2 separate regions of the Homo sapiens genome follow, and region 1 is linked to region 2. A link is a loop called in an ENCODE intact Hi-C map of the cell type or tissue named here. Cell type or tissue: IMR-90. All regions are shown on one strand. Links, peaks and the distances in the headings refer to the core of each region. The heading gives the core; the rest is flanking DNA.

Region 1 (5,401 bases), core at 213-5,212, 930 kb before region 2:
GGTCTTGAACTGCTGACTTCAAGTGGTCTGCCTACTTCGGCCTCCCAAAGTGCATGAGCCACCGCACCTGGCCAAAAAAGTGAAGTGTTTTTTGTTTTTTGTTTTTTTTTTTAAAAAAGCCTTTCTAAGGTTGACTATGCACAGGCATGAACTACTGAAGCGGCATTACTGTTCACCCTGCCCTTTACGAAATTCCTCTCTTTGCAGATTTTCTCCCTGAATATAGCTTCATCTTCAAGTTTTATTATACCTGCAAAATTTAGTTAACAACAACTTCACCTTATTAACATCTTCTGGAACAAAAGTTCCAGAAATCACTGTACATTTCTCTACTCCACATTTCACCCCCTTCATGAGAATTGCTAAGCACTATGAAAGCCAATTGGGGTTCCCTGGATTTTCTCTCTCATAAAAAAACTGACAAGGCTTTTCTCTGTCTAGGAGAGAGGGCGATGATCAAGATCCACTTTTATGGAAAACATGATATTATGCTGAGAAATCTGTCAAGAGCGGGAAAAGCACTTCATAGAGGGAGAATGTAAACCATAATGCTGAGAGAAATATCTGCATTAACTTTTTGCATTTGTTCACAAAAGTTTATGAAATGCCTACTGTGTGAAAGATTGCACCACAAACCATGGTATATGTTGTAAGCTGTGTGGGCAGAACTTCTGGTGTCTGAGAATCTGACAAGAAGAGAAATGAGTTCACTAACGGCAGACTGTTGCTCTGACGCACGGCCAGCCAGCAAGCCGAGGCATGAGGAGATGCAGGGGAAGAGCATGAGCTGGACAGGTGTCATGCACAAGCAGCTCTGCAGCAGGGCTCACGGTGCCTGATAATTATGGATATTGTCAGATCTGCCAAGAGACATATTTAGCAATGAGCCGGGAGGGGGCAGGAGGAGGTAGGCATATTACGAAACTTGCCACCCACCTCCCATTGGCACTATCAGTTTCCAAGGCTCTATTAAAGATAAACAAGGATGCCTAGCCTCCCCTGAGATCAAGAGGAGATGGTGATTATGAAAATAATAACAGTTTTAAAAATTACTTAAATGTTCTAAGGGAGCCTTTATTTCTGGCAGTGTTAAACACTTGCAAGGAAGAAGGTAGAAAACAAAAACAAACTAGAAGACCACAGTAGCCTCAGTCTGAAAGGCCACTCCAGGGCTACTTAAACCAAACACTCTCTGTGAGTTCAGTGGTTAGGCTTTTCCCTCCTCTGGGTGGCATTCCAAAGGCTTCTCCTTCACATGTGCAAAAACAAGAAAGCGGCGACAAGATGCTACAGCAGATTTCTGTTTGAGACGATGTTTCTGAGGGAATAAGAAAAAAAAAAACAAAAAACCAAGCGAGAGAGGGAGAAGTTTTTCTTTCATTTAATTTTTTTTTTAAACAAAAACCTAGAGACACTGGTCTGTGAAGCCAAGTTTGTTAACGTGCAAGTATAATTTACTTTTATGTAAACATAACTTCACAGAGTTATCAGTAGGTTCCATTTTCAGTAAAAACAAACAAACAAAAAAAAAGAAGCTGCAAAATAATTATAAAACATATGGTGCAAACTCCGGCTGTGTTTATTTTATGACAGTTAACATTATTTACAGTGTGATCTGGTCAGAATTAATACTCAAAGGGTTATACACAGAATATGTCAAATTTTTCTTCTTAATCATGCACACCATTAGTTTTGTCAACCCATCTAAATGAATTTATCTAGAGATCTCCTGTATTCCCCCAAAGAAATCAATTATATTTTTTAACATATTATTTTATTCAAAATGCTTGACTAACACCACCGATAAGCTGCCAATAGTAATATAGGAAGGAGCTCACCCTCTTCTTAAATGGGGAAGTTTGACAAAATGCACTTAAAATTCTGCCATTTGTTGCATGAGATTCTTTAACTCCACACTGTTCATTTCGTTATCTCAGTTGCTAACGCATATTAAATTTTTAAAGATTTAAGTTCTTTTTTTTTTGGTAACAACACAGCTACTACTTTCTGTTAACACATAAATTATCAATATATCCTGTTGAGTAAAACTATTTAAGTAGCTTATCCTTGATACTGGAGTGGCATTAGGAAGCACTGACTATAGGATCTGCTTATTATTCAAGTGGGAGATATACAACAGCCAAGAGACATACAGAAAAAAAAAAATAAGAATAATTTTGCAATGAAAATCTTTATTTTTGTAATCTTTGTAATGAAAATATTTATTTTCCCTGTCCTTTTATTAAAAGACTCTGGTATTTTGCTCTCATTCAAGGCCTTATATTAATATAAATACCAAAATTTATGGGACCAGGTGGTGTTTAGTAATGTGAGCTGAAACAGAAAATGGCTGCTTTTCCTCCCTGGGCACGCAGACACAAGACATCCTCTCCTACAATAGACACTGACCACAACCTATCTTCCTATTCACCAGAAATGGTTTTGTGCAGTAGTGTGCTAGGGCTGGCTCATGCCAGCCTATGAGAGCTGATTGCTAAACATTCGGAAATTTTGGGAGTTGGTGGTTCAAACAGACGACATTAAAAATTAAATTTTAGAAACATGCAATGAAAAAAATTAAAAACAATGATAATAGGTACTCAAAATTCATCACTTCTAATTATTTGACATTTTACTATTATCTATGTTCTTATAATTATTTGACTACATTTTACTATTATCTGTGCTCTGAAGATTACTTGCTTCTACTTACGTCTGGTATGGTGGAAATACCATATAATAATGTGTGACTAAGCATCTCTTCCCAACTCCATGTTCAGTGACTCATGTTGACAGGCTGAAATCAGCCATCATGGGATATTTTCACCAGAGAAATCAGCAAACACTTGCAAATCAGGGTTGGCTGGTTGCTTGGTTTGTTTTCATTTAGAAAGCTATTGTAATGCTACCAACACAACGCTAGCAATGTCTAAATAATAAATTACTGTCTAGTTTCAAAACTTAAGACTTTATTTGTAAATATACACTCATTTAAACTTTATAATCCCATCTGTACCCTTGTGGGAAAAAGAAGAGAAAGAGATAATTTTGCTATGACAGAAAAATTAACTATAAATTTTATTTGGATCACTTATTTTTATGAAGTCTTGTAAAACATAACATGGAGCATGATTTCTGGATATGAAAAACATTAGATATGACAAATGAAATATATGGTTTGTGTCTTGGACAGGAAACACCCTGCATGCCTCTGGAAACAAACACAAAGATTAAGTATCAGGCACACAGGTTTTTAATGCCTAGATTATTCTGTTTTTATAATAAATTAGTAAATGAGATTCTAGCCATTACAAATCTGTGTGTTGTTGAAAACTGTCATTTGATCTATGATAAAAATACAAATAAGGAATAAAGCATAAAAGAGAAATAATTCTGAATCAAAGCCAATAAAAATAAGACAGCTTATAGATATTAAAATGTAAGAAAAATTTAGGGATAAGTTACTTTTGGTTAAACATGTGGCAGTATCTGTTAAGATGAAAATGAGGATGAATCAAATATTCATATTTTTAAAACTAAACCTAGGTAGGAAGAAAAATCTGCCTATTTGTATTTCATGGTACATCCACAAACTCATTACTTCAATCTGTCGTTTATAAACTTAAAACAAACATTACATTTTTCAACATTACTGCTATTTGTAAATCACATATAAAAAGGAAGCACAATGTAACTAAATAGCAAATGCCAACAAGGAGATAATTAGGCAGGAAAAATATTTCTGAGTTAAAATGTATGTTTTTATAGGTCTTCCTATAGCAGCAGGCAAAATTTTATAGAAGTGAATTTTATTAGAGAGAAACATAATCTAAAAATCAACTTTTAAGACAATCATTCTTAGTAGTAATACAGCAGATTTCAATGTAACTACAAAAAACGTCTGACTTCTAAAATTCGTTTTTAAAAACATCCACGTCTACCTAACACTGGTAGACTTTGTGACCATCAGCTAAACCAATAATGGTGTAAGTGCTTTTTAAAATAGTCCTATCCTGAATGAATTACTACTGTTATGATTTAAAGAGAAATATTACTCAATGCAAAGAGCTCTAGATGTGATATTAGAAGATGCAATTTTGAGGATTACTAGTTTTGGCACTGTTAAGCTTTCTTACCATTATCAATTATGGTTTTCTTCCTCGATCTAACATTGTGGAAGTCTCCCTGTTTTAGTTTTACAGTAAATAAGACTGCCCGTGAAGGAGAGAATCACACAATAGTAATGCAGGAATGGACATCTAACTGTGCAACCTAATTCTGATTTGTACCATGGTTGCAAAACCACATCATAAAAAATCATGAGAAAATCATTTCTAAAAATCTGTGTCTCTCTTCCTCCTTCATTACCCTTTCCCTTAATCCGTCTCTCTAAACTGACATAATATAAAATTGAAATACATTGTCATTTATCATACTTAATAGTTTATGTACCCTGATCTTAATTTAAATTATAAATTGCATGTTTGTCTTCTGGAAACAAATAATGCACTAAGTTGCTTTCTCCCCAAGTATCTCTCTTTATCGTCTTTTGTAGGTAGGTATACTCTTTAACAAAAAAATGATTCTCCACCCATCTATAAGAAGTACAGAGAAACCATGAACAAACTAGTTTTCTATTTACTCAGCAGGAAGATGGCTTTTGTATATTTTCATAAATAACCTAGATATGATTTCTTTAAAAAACATTCACAGTTTGGAGGAGTTTAACCTAGATGACAAAGTAAATGGCAGAAAAAATCAAAACTTTTATACTTTGGCTCTGAAACGTAACTAAATAGCAAACCATTCAAAAATCCTAATCTTTTGGTTAAACATGTAGCAGTATCTGTTAAGATGAAAATGTGGATGAATCAAATATTCATATTCTTAAAATTAAATCTAGGTGGAAAGAAAAATCTGCCTATTTTTTTCTGTAGATCTGTAGATAATAAAATGATTTCCAAATTTTTAACTTTTGTCACAATTGACATTTCTACATATAAAAATAATCTTCATCACCTATAAAACTAAGTTTCCAAAAATCCTAGGTAGCTGCTCAGTTCAGAGAAATGAAACTAGGAAATCCAAACTTTTGGGTTTATTGTTTATGGCAACGTTGCCCATATGTTTTTAAAAGATGGGAGAAAACACTTGGTGTCATTTACACATCTTTGCAAGGCTGATGGTAAAGAAAGCACTGGCGTAATTTTTAAGCAACAGTTTCAAAAAAGGAATTTCATAGATTCCATCTCTTTCATATTAATACTTCTGGACAGAGGAATAGAAATTGTTTAGGAAGTTGCATGAATGTCCTATGTTCACTATAAACATAGTTAGGTCTACAACCTTACCAGTTTCCTAGATTCCCATATACCCAATCTTGAAGCCTGGAATCAACCTA
Region 2 (5,401 bases), core at 114-5,113:
ACTCATTGCATTGAAGATACTGTCAGGCTTTATTTACTGCCTGTATCTTTTATTTTAAATACAATTCTAAGTTTATTTTACTTCTCAGCAGAAAACACCTTCAGTGCAGCACACTAGAAGTATGCGTATTAAGGGGTAGGATGATTGTTTTTAGGCAGGAATAATGACACAGAAGCAAAAAATTACAAACAAAAGATTGACAGAGAAAAAAAGGCAATATGAAAATGTTAAGGTAAATACAAAATTAGAAAAGCACAGTCTGGGACCATTTAGAGGAGCGATAAGTAGACGTTTATATCACAGTAGTCCCTAAAGCCATCACTATATTATAGTATAGTGATAATATAATACATATTAGTATATCATATATAATTTATAGTGATAATATTTATGATATGATATCACTATATTAACATATCACTATTAGCTTAGCATAATCATGGGTGTCCGTATTTCTAACTGAATGAACAATCATCAGAGAAAGAATTGAAAATTAATGATTGAAGCAAACGCTTCAATTATTTGATAAATTGACTAGTGTGACTAGTGTGGAACATGTTATTCAGGCAGTGCTGGAAATAAGACACAATACATCACTGTAAACGTGCAAAATATGGTAGAAATTTTGATTACATTACACACACATTTGATCAAAACATAACATTCAAAAGAGTTACCATGTTGAGGTAGCTTTGGGTTTTTAAGAAAAATTAATGTTTCATGTAAAAATTAAAATTATTTCAAATGTTTTATTTGTATGTTATACCCATGAGATATTTAAAGTCAGTCTGATGAATTACATTTACCTTGGGTAATTAATAGTTTAATCTTTTCAAATTCAAATTATTTTTAGCATGAGTCAAACATCCAAACCTAGGAATAGTTCTAATAGAAAAAATTTATTGTAGTTTAGAAATATTAGCTAAATAACTACTCCAAATATTTTAAAAGCTATTATATTTTATTATATTTATATTCATTTAATACCTTTAAAACTTAACAAATGGATTAATGTGAGTATGTCAACACTATCTTGAGTGTGGAAAAACTAAATACCAAAAAGACTAAGTGATGTCTTAGATTACACATTTAGTTGGAACTAGAGTCAAAATTGAAAGGTGTTCTAACACTCTAGTTACCACCTCTGGTTCCTAGGCTCTACTGACAACAAATACCACAGAACAAACATGTTTTGCTTTGAAAAACTAATAATTATTTACAAATAATGTAATAAGTAGCATTATTAATAACTTCAAGTAAAGAAGGATTGAGTATTCATGAGGTTTTCTATCAGTTACCATTATTCTCTAACAAACTATCCCGAAACATCGTGGCTTAAAACAACAGTTTATTATTTCTTAAGATTTTGTGGGTTGACTGGGAAGTTCTTTTGCTGGTCTCTTCTGGGCTACCTCATATCCCTGGATTTTTTCAAACCAAAGATTTCCCTAGTTGGAAGATACAAAATAGCCTCACTCATAGATCGGACAATTGGTCTACTACCTGTCAGCTGGAGTACCTTGGTACACTTCCACATGATACATCAACTGTATTCCTAGCAAGGTGATCCTGGAGCAGCATTCCAAGAAGGGAAAGAGAGAAGCCACAAAGCTTTAAGGCCTGGGAACTGAAATTTACACAATTCATTTCTGCTGCATTCTTTTCGACAAAGCAAGTCACAAGCCAGACTACGTTCAGTGGGTTAGGAAATGGATTCCCCTGCTTGATGAGCAGCAAAGCATTTGTGACCATATTTCGTCTAAGATGTTAGTAAATCCAGTATTTGTTTTAAGTGATCTTCTTAAATCATTAAAATTCTTAATTATTCACATATTTACATTATACCAGGACAACTCATATTTCCTGTAAATGTATTTTGGATACATACTCTTTGCAATTCTTAAATGATTGTGTTCCTCTATAGTTTGGCATGTTATATAAAAGTTTTAGTATTATTATTTCTATTACAGCATATAAAATAAAGCATTTAAAATATTAAAATATTCATTTTAATTATTGTTTACCATAATTATTGTAGAGGTATTCTTCTTTAGAATGGCACTTATTTTTATGCTGCCTTAGACCAAGGTTGTAAGGTATATTTAAATTTATTTCTATTTTTAATCTAGAATGCTACTAATGAACTCACTAAACAGTCATCAAATGTGAAGACTTTGAAATTTGAACTCCTAGCAAAAGAAGAACACATAAAGGAAATGCATGAAAAGTATGGTTTTTGTATTTCTATCCATTGTATTTGGTGCCACCTAGTGGCAACCAGCTCTATTAAACGTGCTCCAAGAAACTGCTAATGTTTACGTTTTCCTTCCCTAGTTCATATTTAAACCTACCTAAGATGAAAGTTTAAGGAATACTATGTATAGCATGATTAATGGCAAGCTATTTACTTTTTTAAATTAGATAATGATGAAGTTAAATTTCCGTTATTAAACATATTTAATTTTGAATAAATACAAATTAATGGCTTCGAGACAATGAATGAAAAACTTTACAACGTGGTGGTTATTTGGCCCCCCAAATATATGATTAGTATTTGTATTGGATTTAATGCCTAAGCTTATAAAGCTAAGGTAAAAAAAGGAAAGTTTTGTTTGTGTTTAAAATAACTGGAGGTTATGGAAGTTTGTACTCTTGTGTTTATCAGTACAAAGATTTTAAATGCTCTATCCCACTGAATCAAAATTATTTTCTTTCTGTATCTTTCAAAGCTACACTATTGCTTAGAAATAGTAAGATGTTTAGATAGAATTCCAGTTGTCACTGATACATTTGAGATATATGTATCTCACAAACACACCTGTAGACCTCATTATAAGTGAAGAGCACTTAAAAGTGATATGAATAGATAAAAGCATTAGACAAAAAGCTTGGTTAATTTTTTAACTGATAATATTTTGAAGTTTATTTATCAATTAAGAGTAAGTCTTGCTTATTGTTTAACAGGGCTCTAGATTAACACTCTTTGAATCCTGGCTTCCCTACCTACTAGGCCTATGCCTAAATTTAATAATATTAAATTAGGTTCTTACGAGGAATAAATGAGTTAATACATGTAAAGCACTTATAACAGTGACTGGAACATTGTAAGCCTTCGATACATGTTAGCTATTGTCATTCTTGTTTTAGTAGTAGCAGCAGCAGCAGCAGCAGTAGCAGTGGTTCTCACAGCATCTACCATTTTATACTTAATAGTTCATCAACTTATGCTAAACAGCTGTGTGGATTGAATCTCAAATTATATTAAATTAGAAGATATTATGGCTAATTTAGTTTCATTACAAGAGTTTGCATTTGTTTATTGAAGTATAAGATTTTTTTCTTATCATTTTTATGCTTTTGATTATCTTCATATATCACTTTGATTTTTCACAGCAATGTAAAAATGTAATTTAAATGAAATAGTTCTAAGTTTTCATAAGTGTTATTAATTTTTCTCATTTCTTATATATTTTGTTTTAATACATATATGTAATTATATAATTACCAAGTCACAACTATAGATTTTACAAGTGTTCAAAATATTAAAAGAACAATATCTTATGCAGTGCAATTCATTTTACTGATTTACAGTGTCAATATCACGTAGCATTTAAAAAGTAACAGTAGGTATAATATTGGATAAAATGTAAGATATCACCACTGTTAAGGTATTTTCTGTCACTCTTGATGTCACCTTTTTTTTTTTCAAGGATATCTCGAATGGAGAGGGATATAACTATGAAAAGACATTTGATAGAGGACTTGAAATTTCGACAGAAAGTAAATTTGGAAAGTAACAAGAGTTTTAGTGAAATGTTACAAAATCTTGATAAAAAGGTATCAATTTTTATCTTTACTGACACTAAAAATATCACTTCCTGTTGTAATTACTCTCTTACCACAAACATTTAATCCTAATAAATGTATAGAAAATATTGATAGGATATGTATTTACTGTTACAAAGTAACACTCTTTGCTCTGAAAGTACATTATTTATTTTAAAATTCAATTCTCTAAAACCTCATACATAATATGGCCACACATTCTGTTTCTATTTATAAATATCCCATGAGAAGATTAAAAATCCTCAATATTTCTAGGATACATAATTACATTTTATTCAGTATTTTATTTAAAACTGTAATTTATGATAGAATCAAGCTTATATTTCTTAGTGAAAACTTGATTACCTATAACTATCAGAAGTTCTTTAAAAATGTACTTTCTTCTTGGATACCCTTAATGAATTTTACATGGGAATGGAGTTGTACATGCAAAGGGAGTTGTAGTTAAAGTAGTTACGTAATATATGACCCAAAGTAGAAGGGTTTTTTTTGTTTTTTTTTTTTTGAAGGTGCTTTTTTCACAACTCATAAAGCACCCTGTGCTTTGGCATTCACTAAATGTTATCCACACCTGAGAGAACATCTCCTTTACTTTCCTTGTTGAAAATGAAAATTTAAGTATCTCTTAGGTCAAATTGATTTAAGAAAGAAACTTTTACATGAGCATGACAAATCCATATGGATTTTCTTTCTCTTCTCTTCCACACATCTGTGCAAGTTAAAATCACTTCCTATAGGCTTTTTCAATGTTATCCTTTCAATTTTGCTATTTTTTAACTTCAATAATAATTTCATACATAGCCTTGGAATCTTTATATAAATAACATATATCTTTAGTGGCATTAAACTGAAAAACTATTTTTTCTGTTATGCTTTGAGTTACATACACATATTATAATCTTATAAATAAGCTATATATATATATAAAATATCCTATTGTTTTATTTCATCCAAAAAAAGGTATGTAATAGTTATTTTAGAGAATACAATGGAAAGTTACCTTTAACTTGGCTTGTTTCAGAGTCAAAACAATCATCTCCTGCCTTAGGAAGTTTAGATTAGTAATTAATGGATATGTAGTGAACATTAATATTGTGTTATTGGGTGCAAGAATAAACATACCAGTATTCATTTAGTTTGTGTGCAATTTTAGTTTTTGTTACTGATTTAAGGATTGTTACTTTCATTCATAATATGAGTTCTGTAAGTATAATACTTGAATTTGATAGCGTTATGAGAAAATAAATGGAAGTAGACTCATTCACTCATTTAGTTTCTGTTGGAACAAACACAGTATATTACTAGAATGCCTTCAACAATAATAATTACCTTTATGCTTTTAATGTAGGTAAAGACATTAACTGAAGAATGTTCCAACAAGAAGGTATCAATTGATTCACTAAAGCAAAGACTTAACGTTGCTGTAAAAGAAAAGTCACAGTATGAACAGATGTATCAGAAATCTAAAGAGGAGTTAGAAAAAAAGGTATGCTTTTAAAAAGGGCATTTTAGATTACAGATGGAATATAATCGTGTTTGTTTCATTTTTAACATT

The links. A loop is a pair of places that touch in the nucleus more often than their neighbours do. Peaks named below come from ENCODE experiments on the same cell type or tissue, not always from the same donor. Only the 100,000 strongest peaks of a DNase experiment are listed, where the experiment ranks them.
Region 1: it touches region 2 in a loop (6-fold over the local background); 1 of 110 quality-filtered maps calls a loop at or near these places.

The regions. Positions count from the first base shown.
Region 1 is chr9:16,530,068-16,535,468 of GRCh38, forward strand. All of the region lies in intron 5 of BNC2 (basonuclin zinc finger protein 2), which reads right to left. Among named protein-coding and RNA genes, the nearest start is that of BNC2-AS1, 190 kb to the right of the region's middle. In IMR-90, for the core only: no CTCF peak of the experiment used is centred there; DNase peaks (open chromatin) are centred at 724 and 2,794; H3K27ac peaks cover 242 bases.
Region 2 is chr9:17,460,787-17,466,187 of GRCh38, forward strand. It overlaps CNTLN (centlein), which reads left to right. Exons shown (of 26, transcript NM_017738.4): 20 at 2,130-2,227; 21 at 3,711-3,837; 22 at 5,195-5,332. Among named protein-coding and RNA genes, the nearest start is that of SH3GL2, 120 kb to the right of the region's middle. In IMR-90, for the core only: a CTCF peak has its summit at 2,266 (motif pointing left); a DNase peak (open chromatin) is centred at 2,245.